Regions from separate parts of the Mus musculus genome. Here regions 2 and 3 are each linked to region 1. Evidence: chromatin loops called from intact Hi-C (ENCODE). Cell type or tissue: heart. All regions are shown on one strand. Links, peaks and the distances in the headings refer to the core of each region. The heading gives the core; the rest is flanking DNA. Region 1 holds the start of Brix1 (BRX1, biogenesis of ribosomes). Region 2 overlaps Rai14 (retinoic acid induced 14). Region 3 holds the start of Amacr (alpha-methylacyl-CoA racemase).

Region 1 (10,622 bases), core at 1,126-9,125:
CTTGGGTCCCCTGAAAGAGCATGCTTGCTCTTAAGTGCCTGAAACATCTCTCCAGCCTAGAAATAGCTTTGAAGAAAACGTCACATCAGAGTATACAGTATTACTCTGTACAGTTGTATAAGACAGTTAACTTTCCTTATCTTTAAATCTAAAAATATATTTCAGAGAACTGTTTATAATAGAAGACCTTGCTTTAAATCAATTGTAAGGGTCCCATTTCTAGCTTTTACAGCTGAACCATTTACATGCAATTTGTGCCTATAAATTACGTTTTACTATTACAGCGTTTCTCTATGTTAGACTGATCTTAGAAGGTTCATGGTCTTTCCAACTTTGTACTGTCAGCAAATGTATACAATTGTGAGTTTAGTCTCTAAGAGCTGCCTAAGCATTTGCTATGGGAGAAGCATGCTGACAAACACAGTCACTAGTCCTATAGATCTATAGATCCTGTAGATCTTCCCGAGCCTCGGGGTCTATCCTCCATGCTCCCTGTCAGTCTATATTCCCTTCTCTAATGTAACTTCTGAGTTCCTTATGCTTCCGTATCATGAAGGGATGACTGTCCCCAGACCTCCATTTCTAGCCTAGGCTGATTCCCTCAGTACCACAGCCACATATGCAACCACCCCACCAGTACCTTAGGAACTTTAAATGTTAACATAGCCAGAAAAATAACTCACAACCACTTTCACACATCAAACTGTTTCCCATTCTAGAAATGGGATACAAGACCCATCTAGGTAACTTGTTTTAAAGGATTAACTGGGGTGTTAGTGGTTTACATTTTGGTTAATTTTTGGTATATCATAAGTGAAAATCTTATCTGACTAATCACAAGAAAGAGTTTCCTGTAATTGTTCCTAAGTCAAAAACAAAACAAAACAAAAATCCACAATTTATATTCTCTGCACTTCTTCAAAAATTTTAAGTTCTATAAAATTATTCTAATTTTGAAAAAAAAAAACTCAGAAATTTTGCTGGGACGAAATATCCTATCAGAACAGTTTTTGCTGAAAAATGCCTGACCCAGTGAGGTGCACCTCGTCCAATACTCTGAGTCCTCGAGAACTGTTTCCCAAGAACCTATGAGTGCTCTCCTCATTCTGACTAGTTTGCCATTGTGTGCTCTCTGCTGAGTCACACTTTCCTTCACCAGTCTAAGGTGGGCATGTGCCTTAGGTCACCAACAGCTACTACGTAAAAAAAGCTATCAGCAATATCTCCTTCCTTTTGTATCCTGAACTACTGTAAGGAAAAACAGATACCACGTAATACAGACAAGCGGTTTAAATTCCCTCAAGATGTAACCTCATCTACATCACAATCAGCAACTAAAATACCACTAGTTTGTAGATTATGAGAATCGGCTTCCAACTATAAAATGCTTTGTGGGTTACCCTTCCTATGGCTTAAGTTTCCTATCTCAAGGTTGGAAAATTATGGAATAATCAAATGCTTCTGAAAACTCTAGGATGGGTTAAAAAAAAACCCTGCAACTCAAGCAAATGTTGTGTGGAGAGTTGGATCCACACCAGACCACATGAAGGGTAATCGCACTGACGTACCTGAAATAGGGCTTGTCAGGAGACACAGTGATCTGTAGGACATCACCTGTCATGTCCAGCTCAGAAAAGGCTTCCCGGAGCCCCTCTGACTGCAGGATAATTTTATTCATAACATTGGTGCTGCAGAAATCAAAATCCAGTGTCTCCTCAGGCTCCTGAGTGGTAATTTTGCAGACCGTCACCACTCCTCCTTCTTCTAGAAATAGCATCAGTGGGTGACCATAACCTTGGTAACACATCCGAAGCGCAGTCAAAGTCCCTGCAGTGAGTTAAGGCACATGGGGCTTAGCTCTATGGCTCTGGGGTTAGCGTTCCCTCCAAATGACACACACATTGCCTCAAGAATAATTTATCTGCCAAGCTTCTAGCATGCATGTCTCCTCTTAAAGACACCTGATTCCAATAATGGCAAGAAAACTGGGACACAGGAGAAAATCAATCCTGTCTGGCTGAACTGATTTTCCCACTCCTTATATACAATGTCCCCCGTTGAGAGACAGTATTACTTTAAATCAAATTGGGATCAATAGAGGATAGCCATGGTGACATAACTTAACACCTCAATCCCCTCAGAGGAGGAATATAAAATATCTCGGCTCCTTCCTACTGGTTAGAGAGCCGTAACGGGTATGAAAAATCAAATGTTCTCAGGAAAAACCAAGCTGGGAAACACCGCATTTGTGAATTCATAATTAACAACATATGGAGTACAGTATGTGTTTCATGGTCAGGAGTATGAATGTACACATGCCATGCATGCCCACGGATGTCATAGAAAAACATCCATTGGGAGTTGGTTCTCTCTCTCTACCACAGGACCTGGGACTCAAACTCAGGTTCTGTCAGGCTGCATACTTTACTCATGTGTGTAATTAGACCCGGCTACCGATCATGCCTCAGAGTTACAATCCTAGGATGGTGAAGGCAAAGGCAGGAGGGTCACAGCAAGTTCCAGGCCATCTAGTGTACGTGGTATGGCAGAGTACACTGTAATCTTAGCACTCAGAAGTTAAGACAGCAGTATCTCAAGTTTAAGGCCAACCTGAGTTACACTCAAGGCCCTGTCTACAAAAACCAAAACTTAATTATGAACCTGCCAGTGCAAAGCCATGAGTTACTTCCCTATGAAATAAAACAATTCTTGGATTCTTCTAGTCTTATATACAGGGCAACTGAATTTCCTAATTAATGGTCAACTGAGAGTGAGCAAAATTGGCTTCTCCTGCTTCTAAGTAGACGTTAGTTCTGAGTAAGTCAGAATACATATGTAATTAAAACGTATTTCACAACGTTAAAGGTATTTCATGAATTTAAAGTCTTTTGATCTTAAACTTACAATCTTGGAGCCTTGTGTGATGATGAATATTGTCAACTTGACCGGCTCTAGCATCACCTAAGAGACAAGCCTCTAGGCATGTCTGTGATAGGGATTTGATGATCAGGATGAGGTGGTGGGAGCCCCACCCTAAATGCAGGTGGCACCATTTTAAGAGCTTCTGTGTTAGACTGGATAAAAAGAAGACAGCCACCTAAGCTCTTCTCTGCTTCCTGCCCGTGGACACAATGCCACCAGCCGCCTTGTGCTGTTGCTTCGCTTCCAGGTTCATCCTTGCCACATGGACTACACACTCCAACTGTGAGCCTAATTAATAAACCCTAAAACTGCTTTGTCAGTCATTCTTTTCACAGCAAAAAGGAAGGTAAGGTAATAACATACCTTGCCTATTAGGATGACCTAAAATGAATAAATACCTTCACAAATATGTAAAGAACTAAAACAAACATTCAACTTGTAGTTTAAATATTTATGTCCTATGATTATAACAACTAGGAGGAAAATGAATTGGAAATCAGTTTCCCTTTATTCTTTAAAAATTTAATTCATATATACAAATGCACCCCCTAATTATTAGGGCCTAATACTTCCCTCCCTAGGACTCCTCAACTTGTTCCAAAGAAATGACTTTTCCCTCCCCTAGCTGCCATCAGCTGCCAAAAGCATCTCTACTAGGGGTGGGGCCTCACTAGTCCTTCCCTGAGAAGTTAGTTTTCTAACAAAATACTGTTGGGCTTGGGGCCGTAGCTCAGCTGTAGTCGAGTGCTTGGCTAACACGTATGAAGTGCCAGTTTCAATCCCCAACACCACATAAAACTATAAATGGTTGCCTATCTCTATAATCTCATCACTTGAGGCAAGGGCAGGAAGATAAATTCCAGGTTATCCTCAGCTACACAGGGAGCTCAAGGCCAGTCTGGGATACATAAGACTCTGTTCCAAAAAAAAAGATTAAAAAAAATTAAAAAGCTTATATTCTAGAAACCTTCCTGTATGTATTTTCTATTTTTTTAACCATAATAAATACTTTTATGCCACAACAATAGTAGTAGCAGTAGTTGTAGTAGTAAAATAGTTCACCTGGTGTAGGACTTGATCCAAAAATAGATAAACAGTCTAAAAGGATAGTTAAGTTAATTCGAAAAGTAACAGATTCTTCCTGAATGACAAATTCCTGAAACACGTCAGCCTATGAGAAAGCAAACATGAAAACATGAAAGTGGATTATATTAAAGAATGAAAATTCACACGTCTATATTTCACTTTATGCTTAGAAAGTAACAATACTCTGCCAACTCCATGAGAGTATTTCTCATTCCCAACTAAGACATACTAAGTTTTCAACCTTTCCCCACTTGAATACTACTGAATGGTTTAATCATTAAACGTGGAACACTAAGTGATGGCTCATCAGTTAAGAATACTTGCTAATCTTCTAGAAGACACAGGTTTAATTTCCAGCACCCACACGGTGACTAAAATCCTTTTGTAACCATTTTCAGGGGATCCAACACCCCCTTCACAGGAACTTGGCAGGAACCAGGTACACGCCTTTTGGAGACATTCATGCAGGCAAAACACTCATACACACGAAATTAAGAAGCCAGGAGCTGGAGGTTGGCTCAGAGGTTAAGAGCACTGACTGCTCTTCCAGAGGTAGAGGTCAATTCCCAGCAACCACATGGCTCACCACTATGTGTAATGGGTTCTGATGCCCTCTTCTGGTCTGTCTGAAGACAATGTACTCACATACATAAAATAAACCTTTCTAAAAATATTAAAAAGCCAAACACCACAAAGTTACCACCCCCTAGTAAGGGCTCTTCATCTTCATTTCTGTATCTAAATTTAACACCTATGTGAACTTGCCCTAACTCTGTCTTGTGCCTATCCCTTAAAGCTAAAGTCACTTAAGGATAGGATAATTCAGTGTCAGGCAGTGGTGGTACATGCCTTTAATCCCAGCACTTGGGAGGCAGAGGCAAGGCAGAAGCAGGCGGATCTCCAAGAACTTGAAGCCAGTCTGGTCTATAAACCAAGTTCCAGGTAACCAGGGTTACATGTTAGACTCTATCTCCGGGGGAAAATGCTCCGAGGAAAAATTACAGCCAATAAGAGGAAAAACTAAAACGTGCATGACAATAATACTGTAAAGAGTAAATAGGGTTCTCGCCCTAATTCAATCAGTTGTAAGACTACTGAAAATTAAATCTGGTGCCACTATGTCAAACGAGAAAGTGTCTATATGTGTAAAGATTAAAAGAGGAAAATGGTGAGAAGAGTCATTAATAAACTATCACTAGTAATCGTTATCTGTGTGAGACAAGATGGGGAAAGTATTTGTTGGCAGGAAAGAAAAAAAAGTAACGACATTTTGTTCACTAACTTGAGTTTTGTTGAATTAAGTCCTTCCAAATTCATTCATTAGGGAATGCTTTAAAAATGTCTTCACTCCCCCATACCTGAATAAAGGCATTTGCTTGCACACACTTTGCATTCTCCACTGTAACCTTGATTCCGTTTTTGGTAGCAAAACACGTGGCGTGTTCTCTGAAATGAATGGCTTTCAAGACAGTGGAGAGATTCCTAACGTTGTCAAGGCTGGCCACTAAGCAGTACTGTTCGTACTCCTCTTCATTGTACTGGGTTAGGAGAGGCATGGATGGTCCACGGTACCGTCGGCTCCGAGAAGAAGGATGCTCCTCTTCCGGAAGATGTGTGAAAACCTGAGACACGGAACAACAAACCTCGCTATCAGTGCGGACAGGACTGGCGACCTCAACCCGAGCCGAAATCGAGATCATTCTATTTTCATGTCTCAAAACTACGGTATTCTACACTGAATGCAGTTCACAGGGTAGCTCTAAAAGGCGCGGGTAACCGGGCTTGCTTAGCACCTCTGAGCGCCACCAACCTGGCTTGCAGGAGAACGCGACTTCGGCCCGCTCGCCGCACAGCGGCCACTAAGGGAGCCCCTGGCGCCAGGCTGTGGGTGACGTCCGACCCCTCAAAGCCCCTGCCACCCCAGCCCCAAGAACACCCTGAGCGTCCAAAAAGCTAGCAAGCCAGGCAAACAGCTCCCGCCACCGTTCAGATACGCAACCACCTAGGCCACCGTCACCACCGAGCCGCCGTGTGCCTAGAGAGTCTACCTCGAGACCGGAAGCGAGCGCCTTGGAGCCGGATGACTTAACTCACAGCCTAACGTGGGCTACCATAGAGATCGGAAGGCAGAGCGAGCGGCAGAACCGGAAGTGCAGGCAGCGACCGACGCGGCGAGGCGAGATGGCGGCGACCAAGAGAAAGCGGCGTGGAGGCTTGGAGGTTCAAGCGAAGAAGCCAAAAAGGAGCTCGAAAGATGCCGGGCAGCCAGCTAAGCAGGCCGATGTGGCCAAAGAGGCGGAGGAGGAAAATAGAGATCGTATTCCAGGTCCGGTTTGCAAGGTAAGAGGCCCGACTCCCGAAGTTGGAGTCGGCGCTCTGACCCACCTTTGGGCCACCGAAGCAGCGAAGTGACTCCAGTCAAAACTTGACAGGATCTTATGCTTAGGGTTCCCTGGAGGGACTGGACAGTGTTTATGTCTAATTTTCGTGTAGATGGCCTTCTTCCTGGAGACAGCAGTTCGTAGACCCTAAGCCAGTTAACAGGGAGTTGATTTAATGGGTGTTTAGTTCCAGGATCCTTGTCTTCCAGTTACTGACCCCCACCCCGCCTCCCCAGAGTAATGGTTTTCCTTTGTCTTTTTTTTTTTTTTTTCTCAGAGTCTTTTTGGTGTAACTATAAATTCCTTCTGTTTTGGTCCGTATCACATAGGATTACCGAAGTATGTATGTATGTATGTATGTATTTATTTATTTATTTGCCAAGCCTTTAAAGCTACAGTCCTGTGAGTCTGTGACTCTGACTTGTTTGGTTAGATCTTTTAACTCAAGGGTCCTAGACCACTAGTTTTACTGTGTCAAACAGTGCGACACACTTATACCAAGATGAGCTTCCCTGGCCTTAGCATCTAGGAAATAATGAACAAGAGTTCCTCCAGAAATATTGGAGTTTAGAAGGAAAGAAGGCTTCATAGAAAACTGTGTGTCTCTTCTAAAGGCCAGCAGGTTCTTGTTGGAGTTACTTTCAGTCACCTGGAAACTCCTTAAGGAAGGTATCTGTATGGAGGAAATCTTGCCTCAGACTTGTTAGTCCTTTGTGCTTAGTGTAGTACTCAAGTACTGAGTGAGGCAATGTGGACATTGTACCCCACTTTTAATTAACAGTTAAATCTTGTACCTTTGTCTGAAAGGATAAAAGTGACTTTTGAGGAAAATTAGCTGGTTTTCAATAAAAGTTAGTGCGCTCCCTCTTAGGAGCTGGACATGAAACATGAAGGGAACTAATCTGAATCACACTATGATATATGAATTGGAATTAATGAGACAATTACTACTATTAGGGTGGTAAGGAAACACCCTAATAGTAACTTTTAGCTGAATTTCAAAGAAAGGCTTAAATTTATGTATTTAGAAAGACAGGGGGGGGGGGTGGTGGAAAAAATTCATCAACGGCATTAAATGGGGGTTTAGAAATTCTAAACTCAGCTGGTTAGCTGAGAATGTGCAGGGTCAGTGTTGGGCAGTGGAGGTGTAAACAGTGAACATGTAGTATAGAGGGTATTTGACATTTTGAGGTTTGGAAACCAAGATTAAATTGGGGCTAGTTGGCTGTCAGCGGTGATTCTGTCTGGGCAAGCCAGACATCCAAGAGCTTCGCAGCTGATAATCAGTCACAGGGATTTGAGGACACTTGTAAGCGTTATAAATTGTTGTAAGGAGGTACCGATTTAGTAGTGCTTATGATGTCTATATAAGAAACTAGAGACAGCTGGGCGTGGTGGCACACTCCTTTAATCCCAGCACTCGGGAGGAAGAGGCAGGCAGATTTCTGAATCCAAGTTCCAGGACAGCCAGGGCTACACAGAGAAACCCTGTCTTGAAAAATAGAGAGAGAGAGAGAGAGAGAGAGAGAGAGAGAGAGAGAGAGAGAGAGAGAGAGAGAGAAACTAGAGGTAAAGGGGTCTTCAGAGCATGAGGAACTGAAATGAAGTAGCAGAAAGATGGAAGGACAGGAGAGGAGAAAGGAATGTTGGTAAGGAAATATGCTAGATTTAAATTTGGTAAAGGTTTGTGTTACACAGACGAGCTTGAAGCTTTACTTTAGTGCATGCATTACTAGAGCTAGAGAGACTTCTTACCCTTCTGTACATGGTTAAAACTGGAAATGAAGCCAGGCACTGATGGCGTACGCCTTTAATCCCAGCACTCGGGAGGCAGAGGCAGGTGGATTTCTGGGTTCAAGGCCAGCCTGGTCTACAGAGTGAGGTCCAGGATAGCCAGGGCTATACAGAGAAACCATGTCTCAAAAATCCAAAACAAAAAACAAACACAGAAAAAAAAAACCTGGAAATGAACATAGGTACTGTAATGGAGACCAATAAAAAGTTAAAAATGAAAGGGTGCTAAGAAAAGATCCTTATGGTGGTGAGGGGCAGTTGAAAAGTGGTTTGTTTTGTTTTGTTTTAATGTTTCTCAGTTGCGGACAGTTGTCTGTATTCCCAGGATAGCCTCAGTTTCCTGGTTCAAGTGCTCCTCCTGCTTCAGCCTCCCTAGCTGGGACTACATAGAGGTATACCAGTGATGCCAGAGATTGGAGACTTGACGACTGTCAGAAACACACCAAGTATGTTCAGCACAAAATGTTAAGCTCTAAGGTTTTCTTTTCTTCAGGGCAAATGGAAAAATAAGGAACGGATCCTCATCTTTTCTTCCAGAGGAATAAATTTCAGAACAAGACACTTAATGCAGGACTTGAGAATGTTGATGCCTCATTCTAAAGCAGGTACTTTAATATCGGGCTTTAAACTGTGTGTGTATAAGCCTGCTTACCGTATATTACATACTTACTTGTTTGCTCGGCTTTGTCAGGCAAAGAACCCCAACACAAGGGTTTCGGGGACAGCTTAGTGAAGTAGATCTGAGTTTAGTCCCCAGAACTGCCAAAAAGAATCTGGGTGTGATGGCACAGATTTATAACTCCAGCTCTGAGAAGGTGGAGACAGGTGAATACCTGGGGCTTGATGGCAAGCTAGTCTTGCCAAGTTGGCAACCTCTCTGCCAGTTTAGGGACCCTGTCTCAAAAAACATCTGAAGAAAACACCCCAGGGTGACTTCTGGACTGATGGAAACACACACACACACATTTCAAAAGTTCACTCTTTCAGGTGTCACATTGTAAGAAAATTTGTAACATTTTATAAACTGTTTTGAGTAGGCTATTAAGGAAGGACTGGCCTGTATTGCTTTCTGAACATTTAAATTTTTTTTTTTTTTTTTTTTTTTTTTTATGACAGGGCCACTTTATGTAGCCTTGGCTTCCCTGGCCTAGAACTCATAAAGATCTGCTTACTTCAGCCCAGTGCTAGGACTGAAAGTATGTGTGCCACCACCCATGGCTTAACAGTGTTCTTTCTGTCTTAGAGGCTAGTGAAAAGTGTTTGCTCTTGAGATGAGACACCTGTCACTGCTGTGTGTGGCTGTTTCCTGAGATGTTTTTGGATTGTGCTTTATGTAATGGCTTAGTTCTTTAGTCTTTCTCAAGCCAAAGTTGCCTGTACTGTCTTCAATCCCTGAAACTAACTGCAATTTTTCATTGATGTGTTTCATTTCTATGGTTATCCAAAACCAATTTTAAAATTGGCTTTGATTCAAAATAATACTTTCATAAGTTAAAATTAAGTTTTGATCAGGTGTGGTGGCACACCTGTAGCCCCAGCATTTGGGAGGTTGATCTCTTGAGTTCAAGGCCAGCTTGGTCTGCATAATTTCAGGCTAGCTAGGCCTGCATAGTTGGTCTCATTTTTGTCTCAGGAGCTGGGCATAGTGGTGCTTCCCTGTAATGTCATCGATGGGCGATGGTGGCAGGAGGATCAGGACCTGAAGGTCATCCTGAATCTCCATAGGCACTTTGAGGCCACACTAAACTACCTGAGGGACAGTCTTAACTAAAAAGTTTCAGTTTTCAGCCAGGCCAGGTGGCACAGGACCATAATTCCTACTACTTGGAAGTTGGAAGTTTGAAAGTTCAAGGCCAGCCTGAACAAATTAGTGAGAGCAGTCGGAAAGCAAAAGTAAAGAGGGCTTAGCTGCAGGTCTGTGGGAATGCTTGCCTGGCTTGTGCCTCGCCTCCCTGGGTTCCTGTCCCCGTACAGTGGCAAGTGTGCACTGCATATCTGCCTACCACTTGTTTAGTTATGAAGAGGTTGAGTGTTTTTAGGTTTGATCAGTCTTTAAAAAATTATTTAGATAGCAAATGTAGTCAAAGTCAGGTAGTCTTGAAATCTGTTATTGACTTGCTTTCTCTTTTTCTCTTTATAGATACTAAAATGGATCGTAAAGATAAATTATTTGTGATAAATGAGGTAATTTTAAAATTAATTACAAATACTTTATCAACTAAAGATGACTTAAGTTAATAACTTAAAAATTGCTTTGTGAATAATTCCAATTTTATTAAGTTCACTAATTTATCAGTTATTTTTCTTCTGTGATAACTAGTATTACTTGAAACTTACAGAAGGTACTCAAGGATTATCATCCAAAATAAATAAAACAATTTCAAAAAATGTTAGCTATAGAAAACCCATGTTGTAAAAAAGTACTCTCATTAAATGTGC
Region 2 (10,622 bases), core at 1,193-9,192, 97 kb before region 1:
CTGTGTAACTGTCAGGTGATGCTCATGCGTCGGCTGCGGCTACTCGCTCAGACTTTACTAACATAACTAACCCACCTCCGTTCTCTGGACTGTGATAACTTTCAGCATGACCAAGTCTCTAAAATAAGCTCAGAACGAAGTGGAACTCCAAAAAAGCGCAAAGCTCCACCACCTCCTATCAGTCCTACCCAGGTAAAAAGCAAAAGCAAGCGAATGAACGAATGAATAAGTAAATAAGCCAATCCCAGAGCCGTCGGTCTGTGTGTAGGTCCAAAGGGTTGTTGTATTAGTGAACCCTAAACACATCTTCTAAATCTTCCTTAGTAGTTTTACATTTCAAGCTGGGTATGTAGCATAGTGATAGCATTCCTACCTATGTGTGTATAACCCTAGGTTCAGTCTCCAGAAGAGCACCATATGCACACACACACACACACACACTCTCTCACACACACACACATACATACACACTCACACACACATACATACACACATACATACACACACACTCTCACACACATACACACACACACTCTCACATACACATACACACACATTCACACACACATACACACACACACATACACACACACATTCATACACATATTCACACACACATATACACATACACACACACACATACACACACACATACACACACATTCACACACACACACATACACACATATACATACATACATACATACACACACACATATACACACATTCACACACTCATACACTTACACACACTCACACACACTCACGCTCACACACACACGGGGCGGGGGGAGCACAAATGACAGTGTCAGTTATTAATCTGGAATATTGTAGGTTTTGTCTATCTTAAAATTAGAAAAAATATATATGTATATAAAACCTCAAGGAAATTTCTTCCAATTTTATGACAGAGTTCTTTCTCCAAGATAATCTCAAATGTTGTTAGTTCCTTATATGAACAGCTTAGTTAAGATATTGATAATGAATTTTAGTTTCTTAAAATGTGGATATAATATATTTGACTTTCTTATTATATTTATGAGTGGCTAATATTTAAAGGGGTTTTTTTTCCTTCTGAGTTCATAATAATAAGTCAGGCGAGCAAGAACAACAACAGCAGCAATGAAATGTCAGGTAGAAACAGGATAGGTTTTACTGCTAAGACAGCATAGGATATAAAGAAGATAATCCATATTCAGATAGTGGAGAGGACTGTCGAATCTGGTAGGTCCTTGTAAATATGCTGGCATGTTTGTTAATACTGCTCTCAACCCACAGTAGAACTTTGTAGATTTTAGAAGCTGGTGTTAGGTAATAGATTAATGCTACCTAGTTAATGCTCTGACAGCTTTCAGAATTCCTTGACTTGACACCTTTACTAGAATGCCTTGAGAGTTTACCCCTGAAACTCTACAAGCCTCCTGTTAGGCTTAGCCATAGGGATTACAGCATGGATTGTTCAGCACCAGGGAAGACAAGGCTTGGAAGACCCCCCCTTTATTAGTGGTTTTCTTTTTCTTTTTCAGTTGAGTGATGTGTCCTCCCCACGATCAATAACATCTACACCACTTTCAGGAAAGGAGTCAGTATTTTTTGCTGAAGCGCCCTTTAAGGTATCCCCTTTTCGTGTTGGGGTTTCTTGGCGTATTTATGATACCGATGGCCTTGCTTTAATTTATACAACACTGTGCAAACCGTATTATACCTCTGAATCACTGTGTCATGACATTTCACCATGAAGAGCCCCTTGATTATTTTTTCTAGCGAGGATACCATGAAACAAGATTAGAAAAATAAATCATATTTACTGATAATTTTTAAATAAGAGGTAAATGCCATTTATATAAAATCTTGAGGTCATAGTAACAGAGGGTTTTTCTTGGAGTTGAAAAGAGTGAGGAATCTGGGAAGATGTTGAAGGAAAAAGGACCTAAGCACTCTATTCGATAACACAGTGACTACCATTCATAGTGTGTCGTCTTCTTTAAAATCGTCAAGGGCTAGGAAGATGACTCAGTGGATATACTTGCTGAATGAAGAGCTGAGGTCACATCTCCAGAATCCACATAAACCTGTGTTCAGTTATTCCTGGGTTGACACTCCTGTCGTTCTTAGGGTGAGAGGCTGTGTTGCTAATAGAGAGGAAGGAACACCCAAGGTTGCCCTCTGACCTCCACACTCACCCATGGAAGCATGGGTCCATATGCACACACATACAGTGTGTTCACACGTGCATGTAGACACAGAAATAATCATTAGTGAGAGGACGTTTTGGTAATTTATTTAAAAGATTTATTTATTTTATGTATATGAGTACACTGTAGCTGTCTTCACACACACCAGAAGAGGACATCGGATCCCATTACAGATGGTTTGTGAGCCACCATGTGGGTGCTGGGAATTGAACTTAAGACCTCTGGAAGAACAGTCAATATTCTTAACCACTGAGCCATCTCTCCAGCCCAATTTTAACTACAAAACAAAACAAAAACTTGAAGCAATGTTAACTCTCACAATTTAGTCATTCTTCATCATATAAATCAAGACATCACTATGTACACAATAAATATATGCAAAATTCATAAATAAAATGTATTGTTAATTTTAGAAATTTTAATTTTTACTTTAAGTACATCGAGTGTTTTAATAATAAGTTTGCTCTCTTGTGCATGCAGTTCCCTCTGAGGCCTGAAGAGGGCGTTGTATTCCCTGGGATTGGAGTCACATAGTCAGTTATGATAACAGCATGTGAGTGCTAGGAATTGAACCCAGGTTCCTCTGGTAGAGCAGCCACTACCCTTAACCTCTGAACCATTAGTCCAGCCAAAATTAAAATTCTTAAAAACTGAAGGTGGTACAATTTACCTACTTCTGGTTGGTAACACTCATCTCCCTTATTCTGGAGTATAGATTATTTATAAAATGGCAGCTGTATTTTTTTTTTTTTTTACGGATTCTCTACATGAAATACAGTATCCTGTATTGGACACTAGGATAGAGACAGATGTGGTAGTGCACACACTGGAAATATCCAGCTAAGGAAGCGGAAGCACAAAGATCAAAAGTCCAGTGCTAACCCAGGAGATAGCAAGTTCATGGCTAGCCTGAGCTTTGTAAAGTGAGGCACTTGGCTCAGTGTTAATGTGTAGAAGAGCCCAGACCGTGCCCCTGGTGTGAATATAAAAAGGCTACCAGTGGGAGAGTGCTGTAATCTGGACACACACTGTTGTAAGTTAGTTAGCAATCATCCATTGTGCTGAGGTGTCCATTTTTGGCAAATGTATTATGAACACAGACGTTAATGTTAGCAGACACAGGGTAATGTTTCATAACTGCTTTACAAATCTAAAGTTTTCCAGGTGTGAGGTGTATTTTTTTCAGAAAGGAAAAGGTCTGAAAAGAGACGGCTCAGTGTCAAGAATGTGTGTTGCTCTTGCATGAGACCCCAGTTCCAGTCAGGCACCCACAGCAGACAGCTCACGGCTGCCTTTGACTCCATCCAGAGGGTCTGACACCCACTGCTGGTCTCCCTCACATGCATAATTAAAAACACAGTCATTAAAAACCATTCCATAGCTCAACAATAGCTCACCTAGAACTGATCTTACCAAACCGAGTTGACATTTCCAACCAAAACAACAACAAAGCTTTTCTCATGGCTGCACAAATTCTTTTCCTGACTATAAAAGCAGTATTAATCTATTTTAGAAAGTCCATTAGGCCTTATTCTACCAATTCTGTAAAGTATGTATTTAGAAAGTATTTTAAAGAAGAGGGGGGACCTCGGTTATAATGACTGTTTACCTAGGCATCCCTGGGATGTTGTAGTTGGACAGGGGAAATTTCTAACTGTTAAACGAATCCCTCCTGTGTAGCTGGTTGTGTATTTACATCCTCCAACTCGGACTTATTAAAGGTGAATTCTGAGGCCCACTCCCGCACACTGCCACTTCCTTTACTTTAGGCCGTATCAGTAGACTTTTGAGATGAACACTCATATAGGCAACACAAGGGAATCATGGTCCTGTATTAGCGTTCTGACGTCATCTAGTAAGATTGTGGCTGGAGAGACACAATGCATTGCAGCCAGCAATACCGTGAATTGTAACTCTCAACAGTAAGGTGGGCTCTGGCTCCTAAACAACACAAAGCAAAGCAAGATTTCTTTAAGTGCCAATTTAGAATGGCTGAGACCAAAGGTTGATGAGCATGCAATATAGTCGAAGTACATCTGTCGTTTTCTCCAGGTGGGATTGTAAAATGTTAGCTATTTTGTATGTTTCACAATTCCTTTACAAGTTAAACATGTGCCTACTCTATGATCCAGCCCTGTGTGTTTTCCCAACAAAAGGAAAAAAAAATGTCCATACAGAATTGGATACTTAAATGTCCCTGTCTTATTCACAGTAGCCTAAGCTGAATTGCCATCAGTACTGAGTGGATGCAGATAATACGATATATCTGTGTGAAAGCGTATCACTCAATGATGACGTGCAGAAGGGATGAGCTGTGTGGCATATAAACAGCACCAGACATAGAAAGCCGTCAATAATAATAATAATAACAATAATAACAATAAAAACCAGCTACACATATACCCTTACTGTGTGGCAGTCCATTGTAGAAAATGAAAATCGGGGAGTCCTGGCCGCCTGGGGACAGAGCAGGCAAGGATTGGCTGTGAGAAGGAAACCTTGGGGATGACTGATGGAAATCTGTGGTTGCCATGGTGCTGCTATCTGTGCTATAATCATTTGCTATAATCTCATGAAATTGTCAACTGTCATTTGAGGCAGTTTGCCACCGTTCGTATCTTTTACAGCTGAAGAGAAAAGGGCGGGACAGCCATCTTTTATCAAGTGTCAAAAATAAGCCACTGTGCTACCAGTGACCAACTCCGTATGTTCCTGACACTGTAGCTCACCTAGATGAAGTACAGGGATTTCTGGCAAGGTGTTGTATTGAGTGAGTTCAAGGAACCTTGCAGTAATTTAACAAAGTTTAAGGACAAACAAAGTCTTAAGGGCATTAACCATCAGTCCAAGACCATGAAAATTTTTATTCCCTTACAAAATGTTTTCCTCCCAGACAGCTCTTACGTATTACTATGTCCTTTAAACGGATTAATAGCAGAAAATTTAACAAGTAATAGATGTAAAAAAAATCATGTTTAATATACTTAATTAGTCAATTCATGACACACATAAATACTAGTTCTATTTAACTATATTATAAAAAAAAAAAAAACAAAACTCTGCTATCTCAGGTTTTAGGATAAAGTCCAGAAAAAAGGCTGCTATATAAACTATAATTTAAAATATAACTACAATTTCTAAAAAAATATTCTGAGAGTATATCCTCTGCAATTTCTGAAATTTTCAAAACTATACTTTTATAAGTAATTGTCTCTTACTTGCATGTATTTTCTTTTATTTGCATATATTTTAACTGCCTGTTTTCCTGTTGTGACATTTTCTATCATTTTACTAGTGGATTCCCAGGAGACCTTCTTTCTGCGGTCAGACTCAAGGAGAGTAGTCAGTGTGACACTTAAGTGTAATGAGCACGATATTCAGGAAAATTCCTTAACTGTCATTTGTGTTTCTACACACAGGCTGAGATCAGCTCCATACAAGAAAACAAAGACAGGCTGAGCGACAGTACTGCAGGTATGAACAGGAAAATCGCCTTTCCTGCCTTTGACCACATTTAATTTCTTACATGTTTACATAAGGAGAGCAGCGTCCAGTCAAGCCCTCTGTGTAAGGTCATGAGAACCAGCTCATGCCTGTCCCAGGACTGCCAGCAGCGCACAGGCGTGCTTTCTCCACTAGGAGGGGTTTATATGTTAAAGAACTAAGCCAGCAGTGCACAGGCGTGCTTTCTCCACTAGGAGGGGTTTATATGTTAAAGAACTAAGTTTGAGTGTAAAAAAAAATTCCATCTTCAGTTCTCACTTCCCATTAGTATTTTCTCTAATTAAGAATGCGGCAGTAAATAGTGTTGGCAGAGTAGCAGCAGTGCCCGGAGGACTCAGAATTTCCTGTCACCTTACGATTGTAGACAAGTTCAGATACCAGTTACTGTACCTCCCACTAAATGCACAGCAGTTGTTGGACCTGTTTTCAGTCTTAGTTATTTAGTGTGTCAAAAATAAGCTATCAGATTGCTATAGCCTGTGTATTTCATCTTATGCATTTACAGTTTGGGGGTGCAGGCCACAGGTCTCAGGCTTATAGCATCTCACTCTCATTGTACCCAAGCAGCAAGGTATATCACCAAGACAGAGGGGACTCTATAGCCCTGCTGCTCCCACTAGCTAACTTTAATTCCCACCGTGGGCTCTAAGTACATTTAGGTAAAGAAAGTGCCAGTAAGTCAAATGCAGTCGCAATGGCTTCACCAACACAGGGGCTAGTCAGTGGTGCCTTTTTTTAAAATCATCTTATTTATTTACATTCTAGTCCAATTGTGCCTTTTAAAGATCTGTCCTAGGACCCCAATTCTGAGGCTAGCCTGTGCTGTATAGTAAAACCCTCTCTCAAAAAGAAAAACAAAAAAAAAAAAAAATGAAGAAGTCCCTTTTAAAGGAGATGCAGATAGATACCTATACCCACTGTGTTGCAAAGAATATATCTTTAGAATTCTATTGAAATGAGTCTATAGGATTTCCAAGGTCCCCTTTTCTCCAACATTCACTTTCTTATAGTGTATGTTCTATAAATGTGTGGATTTGTGGACTTTAGAAATTTAATTTTCTGGGGCTGGTGAGATGGTTCAACAGTTAGAGTACTGGCTGTTCTTTCAGAAGTCCTGAGTTCAATTCCCACACGGTGGCTCACAACCATCTGTAAGGGGATCTGATGCCTTCTTCTGGCCTGCAGATTTATATGCAGCAGAATACTCATACACTAAATACATTTTTAAAAAAAAGTTAAATTTTCCAAATCTTAATTAATGTAACTGAGTAAATGTTCCATTGGATACTTTTAAAAGAATCTATTATATTGTAGAAGAAACTTCAATTTCAGTTGCTTAGGATTGTTCTCAGGCTCTCATTATGTTAGTTCATCTCCCCCAAAATGAAGACCCCACCCCCACCCCCAGACTTCATGTCAGAGGGACTCAGAGAGCATCACCTAGTACCAGACATGAGAAGAGAGGGACTCAGAGAGCATCACCTAGTATCAGACATGAGAAGAGAGGGACTCAGAGAGCATCACCTAGTACCAGACATGAGAAGAGAGGGACTCAGAGAGCATCACCTAGTATCAGACATGAGAAGAGAGGGACTCAGAGAGCATCACCTAGTATCAGACATGAGAAGAGAGGGACTCAGAGAGCATCACCTAGTATCAGACATGAGAAGAGAGGGACTCAGAGAGCATCACCTAGTATCAGACATGAGAAGAGAGGAACTCAGAGAGCATCACCTAGTATCAGACATGAGAAGAGAGGGACTCAGAGAGCATCACCTAGTACCAGACATGAGAAGAGAGGGACTCAGAGAGCATCACCTAGTACCAGACATGAGAAGAGAGGGACTCAGAGAGCATCTCCTAGTATCAGACATGAGAAGAGAGGGACTCAGAGAGCATCACCTAGTATCAGACATGAGAAGAGAGGGACTCAGAGAGCATCACCTAGTATCAGACATGAGAATTGAGGGACTCAGAGAGCATCACCTAGTATCAGACATGAGAAGAGAGGGACTCAGAGAGCATCACCTAGTATCAGACATGAGAAGAGAGGGACTCAGAGAGCATCACCTAGTATCAGACATGAGAAGAGAGGGACTCAGAGAGCATCACCTAGTATCAGACATGAGAAGAGAGGGACTCAGAGAGCATCACCTAGTATCAGACATGAGAAGAGAGGGACTCAGAGAGCATCACCTAGTATCAGACATGAGAAGAGAGGGACTCAGAGAGCATCACCTAGTATCAGACATGAGAAGAGAGGGACTCAGAGAGCATCACCTAGTATCAGACATGAGAAGAGAGGGACTCAGAGAGCATCACCTAGTATCAGACATGAGAAGAGAGGGACTCAGAGAGCATCACCTAGTATCAGACATGAGAAGAGAGGGACTCAGAGAGCATCACCTAGTATCAGACATGAGAAGAGAGGGACTCAGAGAGCATCACCTAGTATCAGACATGAGAAGAGAGGGACTCAGAGAGCATCACCTAGTATCAGACATGAGAAGAGAGGGACTCAGAGAGCATCACCTAGTATCAGACATGAGAAGAGAGGGACTCAGAGAGCATCACCTAGTATCAGACATGAGAAGAGAGGGACTCAGAGAGCATCACCTAGTATCAGACATGAGAAGAGAGGGACTCAGAGAGCATCACCTAGTACCAGACATGAGAAGAGAGGGACTCAGAGAGCATCACCTAGTATCAGACATGAGAAGAGAGGGACTCAGAGAGCATCACCTAGTATCAGACATGAGAAGAGAGGGACTCAGAGAGCATCACCTAGTATCAGACATGAGAAGAGAGGGACTCAGAGAGCATCACCTAGTATCAGACATGAGAAGAGAGGGACTCAGAGAGCATCACCTAGTACCAGACATGAGAAGAGAGGGACTCAGAGAGCATCACCTAGTACCAGACATGAGAAGAGAGGGACTCAGAGAGCATCACCTAGTATCAGACATGAGAAGAGAGGGACTCAGAGAGCATCACCTAGTATCAGACATGAGAAGAGAGGGACTCAGAGAGCATCACCTAGTACCAGACATGAGAAGAGAGGGACTCAGAGAGCATCACCTAGTATCAGACATGAGAAGAGAGGGACTCAGAGAGCATCACCTAGTATCAGACATGAGAAGAGAGGGACTCAGAGAGCATCACCTAGTATCAGACATGAGAATTGAGGGACTCAGAGAGCATCACCTAGTATCAGACATGAGAAGAGAGGGACTCAGAGAGCATCACCTAGTACCAGACATGAGAAGAGAGGGACTCAGAGAGCATCACCTAGTATCAGACATGAGAAGAGAGGGACTCAGAGAGCATCACCTAGTATCAGACATGAGAAGAGAGGGACTCAGAGAGCATCACCTAGTATCAGACATGAGAAGAGAGGGACTCAGAGAGCATCACCTAGTATCAGACATGAGAAGAGAGGGACTCAGAGAGCATCACCTAGTATCAGACATGAGAAGAGAGGGACTCAGAGAGCATCACCTAGTACCAGACATGAGAAGAGAGGGACTCAGAGAGCATCACCTAGTATCAGACATGAGAAGAGAGGGACTCAGAGAGCATCTCCTAGTACCAGACATGAGAAGAGAGGGACTCAGAGAGCATCACCTAGTACCAGACATGAGAATTGAGGGACTCAGAGAGCATCACCTAGTACCAGACATGAGAATTGAGGGACTCAGAGAGCATCACCTAGTATCAGACATGAGAATAGAGGGACTCAGAGAGCATCACCTAGTATCAGACATGAGAAGAGAGGGACTCAGAGAGCATCACCTAGTACCAGACATGAGAAGAGAGGGACTCAGAGAGCATCACCTAGTACCAGACATGAGAAGAGAGGGACTCAGAGAGCATCACCTAGTATCAGACATGAGAAGAGAGGGACTCAGAGAGCATCACCTAGTACCAGACATGAGAAGAGAGGGACTCAGAGAGCATCACCTAGTACCAGACATGAGAAGAGAGGGACTCAGAGAGCATCACCTAGTACCAGACATGAGAAGAGAGGGACTCAGAGAGCATCACCTAGTATCAGACATGAGAAGAGAGGGACTCAGAGAGCATCACCTAGTACCAGACATGAGAATTGAGGGACTCAGAGAGCATCACCTAGTATCAGACATGAGAAGAGAGGGACTCAGAGAGCATCACCTAGTATCAGACATGAGAATAGCACCTTATCGTCAGATACAGCTTTACTTTGTATCCATCCAAACTGAGACTTTTCCTGTCTGCATCAAGTGGCTGTGGTAAAAATGAAACGCATAAAAAGCCATCTGCTGTGTGCAGAGTGTGGTCTGTCACCTGTGGCCAATGATCATTGTTAAAGGAGCTGCCGTCAGGAAGTAACACAGCTGGGCCAGTACACACAGCTTCATCAGGTAGATATTTTTGTCCTAGGAAACTTTCCAAATGCACTGTGGCAGGCATTCTGAGGAAAGTCCCTTGGGTCACTGAGCACCCAGTAGTCCTCCTTGTCCCAGTGAGAACTCTGCTCAGGGTTCTTTGATGTTGCTTTGGTGTGCTGATTATAATTAGTACACTTAACAATTGTGGCTTGCCAAGAATGGTAAATTTAGTATGATAAGGAGCGATCATTCCACGCTAGGCTGGTTGGCGAATGCTTCTTAGTAGAGCTTGACCAGCGTCCTGAAGCCTTTGTCAGTGAACAGTGAAAGAAACGTGTGTTGCAAGTCTTTACAGAGCACAGCACAGACTGTGAATAGGAGGAGAATGGAAATCCAGGAAAGGTTTTGTAAAGTCATGAACTTGAAAAGGCAGATTCGGGGCAGACATTTGAAGTTCTGCCCCAGCAGTAGATTGCTTGTGTAGGGAGAGGAGTTGAAGCCCTTGAACCAAAGGAGAGCCCCTCCCTGTGCACTGGGAAGGTTGTGCTGGTGTTCC
Region 3 (10,622 bases), core at 1,572-9,571, 490 kb before region 1:
GTTAGAGAACTGTTCATCTCTGGAGCCTACAGATTTTCAATAGCTGATGGGAAGAGCCCAACTCCTTTAGGCTGTGTGGCTCACAGGAAGGTAGGCACATGGGAGCCATGGGGCCCTGCACTTAGTGGCACAGTGTGAACTTGCTGCTGCTGCTGCTGCGTTCTCACGCTGAGGTGGTGCAGTCATGGCCAGGATCCAGAGTGAAATGGCAAACCCCACACCACACCTCCCAAAGCACACTACAGAGAGGGACCAAAGGGGCGGGGTGCGTTGTGCTCCACAATAGGATCACAAGAAACAGACACAGCACAGGGCTTAGCATCATCTGTGAGAAGCAAACAGCCAACCAAGGATCAAGGTGAGCAAATCCAGTTTGAGAAGGGCTTTGCACAGTGACCCTGTGACCCACAACAATTTACATTCTCAATCCTGAGGTACCCACAGGCCTCTGACCCTCTGGCCATTAGAAGTGTCTCTTGAGCCGGGGCAGTGGTGGCACATGCCTTTAATCCCAGCACTTGGGAGGCAGAGGCAGGTGGATTTCTGAGTTCGAGGCCAGCCTGGTCTGCAGAGTGAGTTTCAGGACAGCCAGGGCTACACAGAGAAACATAGTCTAGAAAAAAAAAAAAAAAGTGTCTCTTGAAACTTTGTTACCTTGGTTTCCATGGTGACCCTCCCTTCTTGTTCCAGGCTTACTGATCTTCCCCCATGCTGCTCTTTTCCTACTCAGTGCTACACATTAGCATTCTGTCACCTCTTCAGGGAACCACAGATGCTCCCCTGGCTCCCAGCTTATTCCCAAATGACTGCAAGAGCTGTCCCCTGGCTCCTACTTACTTATTCCCTCAGGGTACGGAAAAGCTACTTCAAACTTGAGGTGAACAAAACTACCTTCCTTTTACTCTGGGAAAAGAAACCCCACAATCACAGACCCTCACAGAGTGAAGTCAGAGCACACTCACTACACAGTGACAGACTAATTACATTCCCTAACCATTCTGACACATTGGCCTAGTATTCATTTTACAAATCTGACGAGGTTGTAGAGTAACCCCGGAGATGACAGAGCTGGTAAAGTGCAGAGGGAGGAGGAAAGAAGGGAGCTGTCAATTGCACACAGCTGGCGGTCTCTTCCCTCATCAGCCTGCCCCTGGGAGCTGGTGATACCACCCCTTAGCTTACAAGCTAGAAATCTGCCTCTGTCCTCACTTCTTTCTTCTTTCCCCACTGCAACCCTCTGCAGCAATTTTGCACCCAGCATTCTTTAATCCAGTCTGACTCTGACATTAACTGCTTCAGCACGCGCCCTCCCTCATTTGCTCAGTAAACCCCCAGTTAACTGGTCTCTCTGGTTCTAGTCTCTCGCCTCCCTCAAATCCATTTTCTGTTTGCCTTCCAAAGATCTCTCAGCATGACTGCATGAGCGAGCTCTGGACTTTACCCTTACCAGGATCTGTGAGACCTCAGGGAAGTGTCCCTGCTTCAGAACAAAGTACAGCTCTCTCCTTTTACGCGCCCCCTCACTTCCAATAGCTACAGTTTAGATTAACAGCCATCTGAAAATATTAACTAGGGAACTCTGTAAGTAAACTTTATTAGTACATATTTTATACTGTTCTGTTTTTAGTATTGTTAATCTCTTACTGTGTCTAATTTATACACTGTGTATGTAGGTATGTCTGGGTAAAATGAAATAACATTAAGTTTAGAGTTATCTTCAGTTTCATGCATCCAATGGGAACCTTGAATCATACCCGTGCCAGAAGCTGAGGAAACTATATATTCACCCAGGCTGAAGATAGAGATCACACAGAGAAAGGACTCAGCTGGAGGAAATGAGTGTTCACACAGAGAAACGTGAAACTGAAGCATCTCCTAAGAAAGGCAGCAAGAGGTCGGGACAGGAAGGCCCGCCTTCCTTAGCATCTCTAAGAACCTGCTCCACTGGCTGCAAACCACTGCTGAAACTCAGTTTTGAAGGATCGTTACTTGGTAGCTCTAGTTTAATCATAAAAGATAACTTGGAGAAAAACATTGAAATACAACACAGGAATCAGGCGAGTTGTTACAAGTTTAGAGCATGCTGCTAGAGATGGCTTACTGGAGATGCCTGCAGCCATGATTGACAACCTGAGTTCCCCAGAAGCCATAGGTAAAGGAGGATACTGACTCTCCAACCTTGTCCTCTGACCTCCAGATACATTCTTACACACTCACACTAAATAAATAAGGTTTAAAGCACCCCATAGGTGGCTTCAATATGGCATTCTGATGCATACAAAAGGGTGAGGCTATTTTAAAGCAAAGGACCTCTTGCCAGACATGTTGGCATTTATCTTTAATCCCTACATTCAGGAAGCAGAGGGAGGGGGGGCTTCCTGAGGTCCAGGACAGCCAGACCTACCCAGAAAGACCCAGTCTCTCTCACTCAGAAAGATTTGAGGCAGTCACACGTGATACTGAGGCACAAATGGCAAACCTAGCATCCCGCTCTGCCCCCAACTGATACTCACCATGCTTGAATCGATGACCTGCCCTCGGCCAGAGCGTGTGCGTTCAAAGAGAGCCAGCACAATGCCCAGTGTGCACATGAGGCCTCCACCGCCAAAGTCAGCCAGGAGATTCAGCGGTGGGTAGGGGTTCTCACCGCTTCTGCCAATCTTTGACAGAACGCCTGCACCATGGACAACAAATTGAACGCCCCTTTTAAGTGAACACAAGAATACCTTAGCAGGACAGCCGATTTTTATAGTCACTGCCCTAAGTGAAAACGGTGCACAATGCTCTTCAAACTATGAATCCACTGAGTCCACTTACAAAGCGTCCTCTTACATAAAAGCAAGCAAGCAAACAAACAAACAAAAAGATTTTAAAAAACCATCCCAACCGACATTTTCAATATTTTATTAAAGTCTTCACTAACTAAGTTTTAAAGAAGACATATTACTACCCATTTTTTCCTGGCTCTAAAACAGTATAATTCATTTTGAATTTTATTAAAAAGAGATATAAGAATATAATCATACCCAAAAAGGAACAGGAATTAAGTTTTGAAAATATGTGGAAAGCCCATTTTATACTTTGGACAGTCAGGAAGGTTTATATTCAACCTTTCAATATCTTCTTACAGAGAGTAGATTTGCTTTCATCAGTAACATGCAGTTCTTATACATAATAGAGCCAGGCTATTTGAAAACCCGTCCTCACGGATGCAGATTCTAACGAAGTGATAGCGAGACCTGAAAACCATGGGCTTTGAGCCGGGTTCACAGATGTCTGGAATGATGGCTCCAAGTGATTCGTGGTGAAGGAATGTCAGAATCAAACTGAATCAACTTTCCCACTAAGTAGAGTGACCAGCCATCATATTACCTTGCCTCTCACTCCTAGTCGGGGCTTCCTTAAAACTGACTTCCCAATTGTAGGAAACCAGTGCTACTACTGATTATTAGCCCTCAAATGGGTTAGGGTGGGGACAGAGCTTAAGGACAGCAGTTCTAGCAAATCAACCCGTTTTAACAACCACGTTCTCTCTGCCAGATGCATTAACATCTTCACATTTTTAAATTCGTGTTAATCAAGGCTGGGGCTAGAAAGAGAGCTCAGTGGTTGAGAATATGTACTGTTCTTCCAGAGGACCCAAGTTCGATTCCCAGCACCCACCTAGAAGGGTTTGCAACCTACCATGGTCCTGCTCCAGGTGATCCAGGACCCTCTCACCAGCATACATACTCACATGCATATAACCACATACACACATAATGAAAAATAATTAAATGTTTAAAAAACCCTTGTTAAGCAATGTAACTGTACTTCCTGATTTTGGAGCCAGTTCAAATTATTTTAGAAAAGCCTTTCAAACCTACCTGATAAAGCCAAATAGTTGATGTCATGGCCAGCTACTTTGGAGAAAATTCCCGATTGGCCAAATCCGCTCAGCCTGGCATAGATGAGCTTTGGATTGTCCTGCAGTAGAGTCTCTGGCCCAAGCTGGAGTTTCTCCATGACACCTTTAGAGGAAAGCAATCAATTGTTTTGTGGTTGTTGTTTTTGTTTGCTCCTGGGACAAGGACTGAGGTGCATATATCACATATCAAAATAGACCTGGCTCCAGGTCCTCCTCGCAGCACCCCTCAGTTCCTTCCTGGCATATGCTCCAGCCCCCAACCCTGAACTTTCCATCCCAGACCTGGGCTGCTCTTCCCCAAGAGGCTCTTCTCTATACAATCCAGACATTTTAAGCTCCCCATTCCTCCTCTTCCTCTTCCTCCCCCCCCCCCTATGACCTTTCTTTCTCTCTCCTTCCCTATCCTTCCTTTCCCCATGGACACTTCCCTGGTCCTTAGGGCCAGTGAACTGCTAGAGAGGAGCTTCCCAATAAACCTGCCTTTAATATAATCTAATCTGGCTTGAACTGGCTCGTTTCACACGCAGAAAAATAACCCTAACCTATCAGTTTTGTTTTTAAAGAGAGCACGAATCAAAGATGGGAATAATTCCTTTTACGGGGCAAACCAAAAACACACTCTTGCAAGTGATACTAACAGTGTTTGTTGTGATTTTGGTGAAAGTTGTCAGAATTAAGAGTCAACTGAAGAAACTAATCACACTGACCCACCCTCATCTTCAATTGGAGCATTTTTACATTGTGACATAATCTTAAATGTTACAGTACTGTCCTCAGATATGCTTGTGAGAACTAAAAGAGTTAAATATAAATATGCCTAGACACCCACTCCCGTCCCACTTATTGTCAAATTTACTGTCGTCCTGGTATCTACCAGGCAATATTAGTAAGGGGCTGGTTGGAATGGATTCTCTGAGCTAATACAGAAGGAATGCCTTCAGATTTGGTTCAGGGTTTGTGACAGTTGCAAATACCAATGTACAGTCGGATGGAGGTGCATGCCACCAAGCATGCAAGTGCTCAAAACTGATACTGTTAACAAATTGGTCGTTTGTCTACAGAGCACTAAAACAATGTTTTCATATGGCCCAAAGTAAATGAGGTGATCTTGAAGCTGGAACTTGGAAATACCAGCAATTAGAGAAAGGTTAACCATGGTCTGTGAATGGCTTTAGAGCATGGGTATATCACATATCAAAGGGTCAATGACTCTATTCCTATGTGAAGCTTTTCAGTCTATCTCTTGCACTAGATTCTCGTACGGTTCAATACCTCCAAATAATAAAGGCAAATCTGGGGGGGGGGGAATCAAGCAAATTAAAAGTCTTAAGAAGGAGTCAGAGAAGCTGGGAGAAATCGGGCAGGAGGGAATGTCATCTCGCAGCACCGCAGGGCTCACCGCAGCGGAAGGGCTCCAGCAACACGTCCGCGCGTGCGCACATGCGCCGCAACACCGTGACTCCCTGAGAGCGCTTCAGGTCCAGCGCTAGCGAGCGCTTGCCTCGGGCCAGAAAATTCTCGCCCGTGGAGCCCAGCCGGTTCACGCGCACCACCTCGGCGCCGAAGTCCGCCAGGACCATTCCGCAGAACGGCCCCGGGGCCAGGCCTGCCAGCTCCACAACCCTGACGCCACGCAGCACCATGGCCAGCCTTAGGGTGAGAGCGGAGCGGCTCGGCGCCCGAGCCACAGTTTATCTGCCCCGCCCCCTGCACCCCGCCTCGCCCCGCCCCGTCCGGGAAGGCTGCGCGCTTGCGCACTTCCTGCCCACCCTAGCATTGGATCAGTTGGTTTAGCTGCTCAACTTTGGTTTAGGTCATGAGTTGTGTCCTTGACCCCATGTTGTGCGAGTCCTCTTCGGACACTTTCATCGAGCCACCTGAATCGCTACCCTCACCCCCCAGTAAGTGATTAAAGGCACTCAACTCCTTAGATCAATGTAAGAAGGCAACCACTGGGTGTCTCCCTCGCCGCCCTGAAAACTAGTTGTCATCCTGCAACTGTTTGAAACCTCTCCTAGATGCCCATAGGGCCAGGGGTGTAGACCAGTTGCTAAATCCGTGCGCGGAGTCCAGCACCGCTTAAAACGCCGGTGTTGTGCACGCGGATAATCCCAGCATTTAGAAGAGTCTGGGATATCAGAATTATTCATCTCAGGTTAAATGGGAGAGTTTTAGAAGTCAGTTTGGTTTGTCAGCTGTCAGTTTTACGGACAGTTACAATTTTGAGTTAGAAACTTTTTTCAGCCTTTAAAATGCAACAAAATAATCACAAATATTCCATCCTCATTTACAGGTCCTTTTTCCCTTAGTAATGGGGGGAGCTTGCAGGTAGCCAGATGCAGCTCTAGGAAACTGAATAGAGCCAGACTTGAATGCTAGAAATCTCCCATACCCATTCTTAACAAGTGAGGAAGATAATAAAAGCAAAGGCGAAATGCTACATAGTTGTAGCCAAAACACTTTTAACCAGCTACTGAGTTTTAAGATATTTCAGGGAAAGGGGTCTGTGCTCTCTCAGAATGAGCAGCCTCGTGGTAAAGGCAGACAACTTCCACATGGTCCCTAATGCTCTCTGCTTGTCTGATGCTGTCTCAAGTGCCTACCCTTGCTCCAGCCTTGTTCTGTCCTATTATTTCCTTTGCATTTTGATAAACTGGAATGGAAAAATCTCATGGAAAGGTATGGCTGACTTCCACATGGAGACATTAACATTTTATCAGGGTTGCTGCCTTTCTATTTTTCTGAAAAAAAAAAAACAAACAAAAACAAAAAAACAGTGGTACAGATGTGGCTTGAATGACTTAAGCTTACATACAGGATCATGTACACATGAATCACAAGTCTTAGCCAGCATAATGTTTTACAAATCCTCCCAGAGTAGTGAGTTATCCAGAAGCCCCCCGCAAAGCAGACTGTGTGATAGGAGATCTCAACACTGCAGATCTTTTCTCTGGCCAAAATTCTCTTCTAAAAGCTAATCAGGGGAACAATCATATGAATTATGCATAGGCAATTGTGTCCAGATATTTTTAAAATGAGGGATATTCATGGTGCATTATTTGTAATAAAGCCTGGAATTTTTGGCATGTGGCACACAACTGTTATCCCAGCCCTTGGAGGGTGGAAGAAGAGCCATCAGGAATCCCAGGTCATCCTTGGCTATACAGCAATTTCAAAGCTAGCCTGGGCTACATGAGACCCTGTTCCAAATCAATAGCAACAACAACAATGACAACAACAATAACAAAATATATAGACGCAAACAAAAAACCTCCTAAAGCAAAAAGATTAAATAAGTAAGAAGCTTTAAATTTTTAAATTTTATTTTGTAATTGGTACGAGTTTTTTGCCTGCATGTGTGTCTGTGCAGTGTAGGCATGCCTGGTGCCTGCAGAGGCCAGAAGAGGGTGTTGTATCTGAGGGCAAGATGGCTGTAAGGTGACACGTGAACGCTGGGCAGCAAAAGTCAGTCCTCTGGGAAACAGCCAGTGTTCTTAACCGCAGAACCGCTTCTCCAGCCCCCAAATTATGTTACTATCTGTGTCAACTTATAGCAGGTAGCATAATGGTGTTTTGGTGGCAAATTTAATCCTTTTTCTTTATAGATTCTGGGATGGGGAAAGCTAGGCAAAAACCATCTAGCACCTTCTATAACACTGTGGCATATTAAAGTTGATTTGTGAACATTAGTCAAGTATGATAATAGAGAAAATAATATCATTTTTATTGAAAACATTTAAGACATGTTGTTATGGATCTCATAAATGGAATACACTTTACTTTGCATCCATTTGTCTGCCTGTATTTAATTAAGTTTACAGACCATTCAATATAACACGGTGTATATAAAAATTTGGGTATAATTCCCAAATTAAAAAAAATGTGATAACTTCTGTACTATATCAGCCTCATCTTACCTCAGCTTGTTGTACAGAGTCAAGAGAGCTCTACCACAGCCCCAGGAATGCAATGGCAAAGAGAAGATGTGGCAAGCCAGATGGGAGAAAAGTTTATATCTGCAAGTCTAAGCCAGTAGAACTCAATATTATCTACATGGGGTTGTTTGTTTGTTTTAAAAGAGGAGCCAATTATTTGTGAGCATTGTAAATAATTGCCCTATCTGAAGGTTACCTGAAATGACTAAATGTATTTTATTAATGAGTATAAGAATAAAACCCACTAAACCAAATGCTATTTCCCAGTTTAGACTTCAGAAGTGTTTTTCCTATGTAGAGTCTAGTAAGTGGGCTTATTTTTGCCCCATCATAATCAGGCTAGTCTCTGAAATATTATGAACAATGAGCTGAAAACTTGGTTGACTCGAAAGCCAATATTACATTTAAACAGAGCACCAAAACTCTATGCAAATGCATCCTTTGAGGTGAGTGCTTTTTTTCCAGCCTGTATCAGGTGGCAATCCCTTTAGACATGTAGAGAAGAGTGATGAAAATGCTGAGTATTTCCCAAGGTCATCTGGAAAGATTACCTTGTGGTCTATTCTTAGCCCCTGAAGCATCCAACATTATTGGTATGCCATTAGAATGAGTAGCAGTGAGCCCCTGAAGCATCCAACATTATTGGTATGCCATTAGAATGAGTAGCAGTGAGCCCCTGAAGCATCCAACATTATTGGTATGCCATTAGAATGAGTAGCAGTGTGACCAATGCAACACTTAAATGCTCCATAAAGAACCCCCGACTTCAACATCCTTCATATCCTAACAACCCTAGCTCAGCTATAAATTGCCCCCAAAGTGGAGATATCCTGTCTTCCTTGTCACTTAGTTTCAAAGAGCAGAAAGCCTGCGAAGGTGGAGAAGCGCTGGTGGTCCCCGTGGAGGGCACCGTTGCCCATTCTTAGCCAGACTTCATCTCCTTTGGCCAACTTCAGCACTGCATGGTTGCTGGATGTATCTGATTTTCCCTTTGTTTCATAGCTGGGAAGAAAAAGAGGAACACACTAGTTAATCTTTGCAGTGTAAACCCGGGTCTTCAGTATATTCTGTCCATATCTTCACCTATGCTTTAGTTGAGGCTATGTGTTACTTAAATGACATGAAAGTGGAAATAGCATGAAACACTTCTAGAACTGTCTATTAAAACCTACCTCCTTCTTTCCTTTCCCTTGCCTCTAGATGATCAACAGCAATTACTATGATGGCCTTGAAAGCCATTCCTAAACATCTGGGTTCTTAAAGATGTAGCAGAGAGCTCTCTTACCCCTGCTCAGACTAGGAACATATATACAGGATTATCTTACCAAGCCTCTCTGGACTGTTAGATGAGGAAGAAGGAAAGCTCTACTATATTATCCTTGACCCTTTACATAGAGTCTTCATTATAATGATTTATTTCCTTCTTGTTAGTCTGGAATCTGATATTCAACAAAGAGACTGTCAACAGCTAAAGTGAAAATATATTACACTTGCTAACAGCCAGACTGGAGGCAATGTGGAATTAAACATTGTGAGCTAGGAAGAGAAAGACTGGTGTGTGGTAGCTTGGATGAGAATGGCCTCCACAGGTTCATATATTTGAATGCCTACTCCCAGTTGATTGACTGCTTCAGAGATACGGCCTTGTTGGAGATGTGTAATGGAGGGATGGCTTTGAGGTTTCTAAAGCCCATATCAGTCTCATTCTCTCTCCTCCTGCAAACTTGTGGACAGGATGATGTTGGCTCTCAACCACTCCTTCAGTGCCATGCTTGTCTGCCTGCTGCCACGCTCCCCACCATGATCTTCATGGACTTAGCCTTTGAAATGGTATGGAAGGCCTCCAACTAAATGCTTTGTTGTATAAGTTGTCCTGGTCATGGTGTCTCTTCACAGAAATAGAACAGTAACTAAGACATCATGTCACGCTTAGAAGACATTGAGAAAGAGCATAGTAACACAGACCACCTGGTATACACATACCACCTAAGACAAAGGATTCAAAAGAGGCAAATACTCCTTGCAGCTTTTCACAGATGATTTTAGAGAATAACAACATGCTTGAGAGTAAGACTCTAAACAAACAGGGCCCTAACAAGGCTGAACAATAAAACCAAGCACTTTTATACCCAGAAGAGCAGGGATAGAGCTGTTGTTTTGTTGTGGATAGCCCTGGGGCTAATTACATTTGATGTTAATTCCATTCTCCTGTGAGTGGCTTTGAACAATGAATGAGTCAGTACTCTGATGATTTCCTGTAAACCTGCTACCCACCTTAATTTGTAAAATAAAGGAGAGCTGATGACTGGGCAGATAAAAGGGAAGGTGGAGCAGAAAGTGGAGAGAGAAGAAGGAGAAAATGGAGGAGGGAGAGGATACAGAAGAAGAAGAAAAGCAGAGCAGAACCACATGGCCTGGAGAAACCACAAGTTGTAAGGGGTCTCATAATGTGGAAGATGGTAGCGTAGCGGTAGATCTGCCCAATCTAGGCACACAGCATGTATTCATATTAATTGAGTCGTGTTTTCATTGCCAAGGCATATTTGGGATTGAGAGATTTACCGCACCAATATTTTGCTGGTAGAAACTTTCATTCAGAGTCATACTCTATGTATCTCATAAATAGAGAATATTGCCTTTCTAACCAAATTACTAATTTAAAATGTCTTTGGTAATAAATAGTAACTATATTTAGAAAAGGGCAAACAATGGGTCACAAGAGTAATAGGCTAAAAATTGTCCAAAAGTGTACTAGATATGATTCACTAACATATGTTACT

The links. A loop is a pair of places that touch in the nucleus more often than their neighbours do. Peaks named below come from ENCODE experiments on the same cell type or tissue, not always from the same donor. Only the 100,000 strongest peaks of a DNase experiment are listed, where the experiment ranks them.
Region 2: a loop joins it to region 1, with 3 times the contacts of the local background. A loop is called at or near these places in 3 of 42 quality-filtered maps.
Region 3: a loop joins it to region 1, with 2.6 times the contacts of the local background. A loop is called at or near these places in 11 of 42 quality-filtered maps.

Annotation. Positions count from the first base shown.
Region 1 is chr15:10,481,461-10,492,082 of GRCm38, reverse strand. It overlaps Brix1 (BRX1, biogenesis of ribosomes), which reads left to right and starts at 6,146. Exons shown (of 10, transcript NM_026396.3): 1 at 6,146-6,348; 2 at 8,677-8,788; 3 at 10,324-10,367. The coding sequence starts at 6,190. Rad1 (RAD1 checkpoint DNA exonuclease) reads right to left here and starts at 6,065. Exons shown (of 6, transcript NM_011232.3): 1 at 5,819-6,065; 2 at 5,367-5,630; 3 at 3,985-4,093; 4 at 1,569-1,827. The coding sequence starts at 5,564. In heart, for the core only: CTCF peaks have their summits at 4,635 (motif pointing left) and 5,854; a DNase peak (open chromatin) is centred at 6,062; H3K4me3 peaks cover 3,038 bases; H3K27ac peaks cover 1,511 bases.
Region 2 is chr15:10,578,829-10,589,450 of GRCm38, reverse strand. Rai14 (retinoic acid induced 14) reads left to right here. Exons shown (of 18, transcript NM_001166408.1): 11 at 106-192; 12 at 1,527-1,613; 13 at 5,615-5,669. Among named protein-coding and RNA genes, the nearest start is that of Gm10389, 16 kb to the left of the region's middle. In heart, for the core only: CTCF peaks have their summits at 2,675 (motif pointing right) and 5,869; no DNase peak of the experiment used is centred there.
Region 3 is chr15:10,976,738-10,987,359 of GRCm38, reverse strand. It overlaps C1qtnf3 (C1q and tumor necrosis factor related protein 3), which reads right to left. Exons shown (of 6, transcript NM_030888.4): 6 at 7,198-8,844. The coding sequence ends at 8,685. It overlaps Amacr (alpha-methylacyl-CoA racemase), which reads right to left and starts at 5,604. Exons shown (of 5, transcript NM_008537.4): 1 at 5,307-5,604; 2 at 3,867-4,010; 3 at 2,514-2,674. The coding sequence starts at 5,550. Gm34315 (a long non-coding RNA gene) reads left to right here and starts at 5,727. Exons shown (of 3, transcript XR_383838.4): 1 at 5,727-5,808. Gm52174 (a long non-coding RNA gene) reads left to right here and starts at 8,841. Exons shown (of 2, transcript XR_003951471.1): 1 at 8,841-9,672. In heart, for the core only: a CTCF peak has its summit at 5,840; a DNase peak (open chromatin) is centred at 5,619; H3K4me3 peaks cover 1,674 bases; H3K27ac peaks cover 1,561 bases.